Regions from separate parts of the Homo sapiens genome. Here region 1 is linked to region 2. Evidence: chromatin loops called from intact Hi-C (ENCODE). Cell type or tissue: B cell. All regions are shown on one strand.

Region 1 (2,500 bases), 150 kb after region 2:
TCAAGCAGAACTAGCTGGAAACCAGGCTTCGGAGTTTTCGTGCCGAGTCATACGTTCATGGAAAAACTCCCTTAAATGCCATAGTTTCAGACTGAAAGAAGAGTAGGAGTATGATTTTTAAAAAATATGCGTTCTGGGATTGGAAACTATATGTACATATCATATACTTGTGTATTTGGGTATTTTTTTTTTTTTACCTCAGTCACATATATACTTCTTCCAATTCATTAAAAGTTGCTGATTATACCCAGTTTTGTCGTTATACATGTCAAATATCTGATAATGTTGTCTGGTCACTTAGTTTCTACCCAGGACCAGTAAGTAGTAAGCCAGAAACTTTTTAAAAACATTTTTAAAATTTTTATTTCAGTAGTTTTTGGGGAACAGGTGGTGTTTGGTTACATGATTAAGTTCTTCAGTGGTGATTTCTGAGATTTTGGTGCACCCATCACAGGAGCAGCGTACACTGTACCCAGTGTGTAGTCTTTCATACCTCACCCCCTCCCAACCTTCCCTTCCAGTCCCAAAAGTCCATTGTATCATTATGCCTTTGCATCCTCATAGCTTAACTCCCACTGGTATGTGAGAACATGTGATGTTTGGTTTTCCATTCCTGAGTTACTTTACTTAGAATAATGGTCTCCAACTCCATCCAGGTTGCTGCAAATACCATTATTTTCTTTCTTTTTATGGCTAAGTAGTATCAGAAGCTTTTTCTTAAATAAAAATAAATACTTGCTAAAAGAGCCAGAATTTTAATCTGACATCAGTATTGTAGTATGAAAAATATTTTTCTTTATTATTCAGTTTCTTTTAGTTCTTTATTAGTTGCAAAAATAATTAACTATATAATACAAAGGGAATAATTTTAAAAAAATAAGCAAATTTAGTTTTTAAATAATAAAAAACTCAAAAGAACCATTTACATTTTGAACTTTTTGTTAAAACACCTATATTTATAATAAAATATTAATTATTTAACATTTATATTAATGTATGATTTTAGAAAAACAATGGGCAAAAAAATAAAAAATCTTACAATCTCTTCTTTCAAGAGAGCTTTTCTTTCTCCACGATAAAAATGTGATATTCACATCATTAAAAGTGAAAGAAAACTATGACTTCCTCTTTTGAGACATGAAATAGGTACTTTCCTAGGTTACTTAATGGAGACAGCAAACATAAATTGTTTTCCTTAAAATTAACACTCTATTGAGACCATCCTGGCTCACACAGTGAAACCCCGTCTCTACTAAAAATACAAAAAATTAGCCAGGTGTGGTGGTGGGCACCTGTAGTCCCAGCTACTCGGGAGGCTGAGGCAGGAGAATGGAGTGAACCCGGGAGGCGGAGCTTGCAGTGAGCGGAGATCGTGCCACTGCACTCCAGCCTGGGTGACAGAGAGAGACTCCGTCAAAAAAAAAAAAAAAAAAATATATATATATATATATATATATACACACACACATATATAAACGCTCTAGTTAAATGTAACATTTTATGGAACACTTCAAGTAATCTTCCTTTTCAAGCTTACATTTTCATTGTTTATTACTGAAAAGATAACAGCTGCTATGGAATACCCTGCTAGAGGAAGTATACTGTCAGTCCTAATTTCAAATTTTTTTTCTTTAATTTTTCCATTTTTCTAGTGAGAAAACCACCTTCAAATCACCAGAAGCAATTTTCACAGGTAGGTAGACACACTTGAAAAGGTATATAGGGGAGACCCTAAAGTTGCAAGTGTATATTTGCCTTACAAGTGATTTGTCCCATTGTTTTGGGGAAGAAAAAGGGTAATTAGATCTTTCAACTTTTTTCTTGTACATATTTAGTGGATACAGTGTAATGTTTTGATACATGTACACATAATGTTATGATCAGATTGTCTTCTGAGTGTTTGAAAGGAGCAGCTCTTGTGTAGTAGACACTTATCCCCATGGAGAAAAGAGTGATGGAAACTTGGGGTCTGAAGTGCTTACACAACAGAACAAATTCTGACTCAGTGTTCCTGAGGAAAGCTGGTGGTTCATACAGAATTGTGAATGGGAATTAAAGGGGGGCATAGTTGAAACCTGGAGAGAACAAGTGTGAGAGAGTCTTAATTTACCTGGGAGAAATTAATATCCCTCAAAGAACCATGCCTGTTGGGAAGCCCATTGTGATGAGTGAGAAAACCAGCACTGCCTGTCAGCCATGTAGGAACAATCCTACTGATGATACTGTGGATGGCAGGGGGGACAGCAGCACATAGTGAACCAGCTGTCTCTTGTCTTTGGTATGGAAACCACTCTGATTCCCCTTTTAAATGTGTAAATCCACAGGGTTTCCAAAAAATTCAGGATAGAACGCCTCGAGAAGGAAATAGTGAATTTCTTGCTAACAAGGCATCTGGGGGGTTGAGGAATAACTTGGACAAACAAGAGTTGTAACTGCATACACATCTTTCTTAAATTGTAGAACAGTTTATAAAATCATATGGACTTAGTTTTAAATGAAA
Region 2 (2,500 bases):
TATCCTTTAGTTATTGCTAGAACTGGTGAGAACTACTAAGCATGGCTAAAAAGATGTTGTCTGATTGCCCAAGAATTCTCATCAGCTTCTCACTGAGGAGTTAGGAGAAGTTGATACCTGAATGAGGTGTCATATGTGGTGCTCATTATGTCCAGGCAGTTTTAATCCTTTTTTATACCTTCATACATTCCTGAATTAAAAAATCACTTGAGATATTCTCACGAATATATGGTCTCACTGTCTAGGTCCTGCCTGATTATTGCAGACAAAAGTCTTGTGCTCAGAGTGAGCAAAGCCCTGCAAACAGTGAAAATATGGAGAAGAAAGATTTAATCAGGTTCATTCATTTCCCTATACTTTCTCTCATGAGAGAATTATCACACTCTATGACTGATTTACAGGTTTCTTTCTGTAGAGTTTGAGCTTTTATCTGTCTACTCTTTGTAATCTAAGTGTTTAGCATAACATTTGATATTTGTAGATGATTGTTTATAACTGAAATATAATAACTGAAATATAATAAAAAGGAACTTTGCTTTCTATTGTCTTATATTCTGAGTTACCTACATCTTTAAGTTTTTTTCTTCACTATGAAAAATAAAGATTATTTTAAAAACTCATTAATTCTGCTTTGGTGCTTTTGCCTTTTCTGAATCTAAACATTCATGTCTTTCATTATTTCTGGAAAATTTTCAGCCATGCTTTCTTTAAATATTTCCTCTTCCAATTGTGTGTTTTGTCTTTTAATGAAATTCCTATTGGGCTCATATTGGATTTCATACTAATTTTCATATATCTTAACTTCTTTCGTATTCAACACTTCTTTATCTCTATATTGCATTAGAGGAAATTCTTCAGCTCTCCCAATTTAGAAGTCTTTTTAAATTGCTTTCTGTCTTTGTTGTTTAATCTACTCATTGAGTTTTTATAGTAATTAGCGTTTATATTTCTAGAAGTTTAATTTGCTTTAAAATATGTTTGATATTTTTTGATAATGTCTTTTCAAACCTTTTGACTTTAAGGTTTTAAAATATAAATTCCTCTATATGTGATATCTTAGGGAAATGAAACTATTTATTCTGTCTGCCAACTTTCCTTCATCATGGAATCTTTCTCCCTGTGCTAAGTTTGGATGGTGACCTCATCTTAGGAAAGGCTTTTTGTGAAATATCCTTTGCAGCTTGTATTGAGGGTGGTTCTCTTGAGATAACTTTGCTTTAAATTCCACCAGGTGGCACACCTGGAATTACATTTGTTTTGTTTTGTTTTGTTTTGTTTTGAGACAGAGACTTGCTCTGTCGCCCAGACTGGAGTGCAGAGGCGCGATCTTGGCTCACAGCAACCTCCGCCTCCTGGGCCCAAGAGATTCTCGTGCCTAGGCCTCCTGAGTAGCTGAGATTACAGTTGTGCGCAACCACGCCTGGCTAATTTTTGTCTTTTTAGTAGTGACAAAGTTTCGCCATGTTGGCCAGGCTGGTCTGAAACTCCTGAACTCAGGTGATCCGCCCGCCTAGGCCTCTCAAAATGCTGGGATTATAGGTGTGAGCCACTGTGCACAGCATGGAATTACTTTTAAAATTAATTTCTTAGTTTGTGAATTTCAGGCTCATGCAAGTAGATACTTTTGAACTTCAAACTCAGACCTGTGATTAGCAATTCTCAGAAGGAGAAAAACCAAAAAACAATCCAATCCATATAATTGGATGGATTTTTTTTCTACTCTATTTGTCCATTCTATCACTGAAGTGAGGATATAGCAGAAGCCTCAGTTGCAAGTCTTATTACCTATTTTTTTTTTTTTAAATCCTAAGGCCTTGTTTCCTGATCCAAGTGACTAACAGTAGCCAAACTCCTAGGGATCTATACAAGACAATGCTTAATATGTCCAGGTGTGGATCCTGTTTGCCTTTCTGGGTTTCCATTTCTTTGCCCCCTAGAGAGCTTTCTTTATTTCATTGTAAATGCAGCTATGCATTTAAAAATAATTTTTAAAAATCTTGCATTTCTGGGTGTTTTGTGTTAGTATGTCTTTGCAGGTCATGTAGTGTGCTGTCTTTCCAGAAGCAGAATCCCTGGCTGTTTTATGTGTTACGCACAGAAATCCAAGGGTCATGTGACAAGGCAATGCTTCAGGTTAGGAAAGTGAGTCCAGGAGGAGGGACTGAGGTTAGATTGAATGGATAGGAAGTATGAGAAATTGAAGAGGAGGCTCTGGGAGCTGAGATAAAGGCTAAGGGAGGATGACAGTGAAGACAGAGAAGAGAGAGAAAGGTGGAGGAAGAACACATGTATGGGAAGGAACAGGAGCACAGTAAGACACAAAGAATAAGCCATAGTGATATTAGAGACTATTCAGTTCTTTCAATCTAGTTATTTTACAGATAAAGAAACTGAGGCCAAAGTGTTAAGGATCTCTCCAATTCAACACCTCCAACAGGTGTCCCATGTGGGGGTTCATCTTGACTCAGTCTACAGCTCCTTTTACTGTAAGAGATGTGCG

The links. Hi-C counts contacts between places; a loop is a spot of excess contacts. Peaks named below come from ENCODE experiments on the same cell type or tissue, not always from the same donor. Only the 100,000 strongest peaks of a DNase experiment are listed, where the experiment ranks them.
Region 1: it touches region 2 in a loop (1.9-fold over the local background); 1 of 110 quality-filtered maps calls a loop at or near these places.

Annotation. Positions count from the first base shown.
Region 1 is chr1:158,393,658-158,396,157 of GRCh38, forward strand. No RefSeq gene overlaps it. Among named protein-coding and RNA genes, the nearest start is that of OR10T2, 4.6 kb to the right of the region's middle. In B cell, no CTCF peak of the experiment used is centred here; DNase peaks (open chromatin) are centred at 1,164 and 1,744; H3K4me3 peaks cover 946 bases; H3K27ac peaks cover 547 bases.
Region 2 is chr1:158,245,621-158,248,120 of GRCh38, forward strand. No RefSeq gene overlaps it. Among named protein-coding and RNA genes, the nearest start is that of CD1A, 7.6 kb to the right of the region's middle. In B cell, a CTCF peak has its summit at 1,266 (motif pointing right); a DNase peak (open chromatin) is centred at 1,251; H3K4me3 peaks cover 172 bases; H3K27ac peaks cover 155 bases.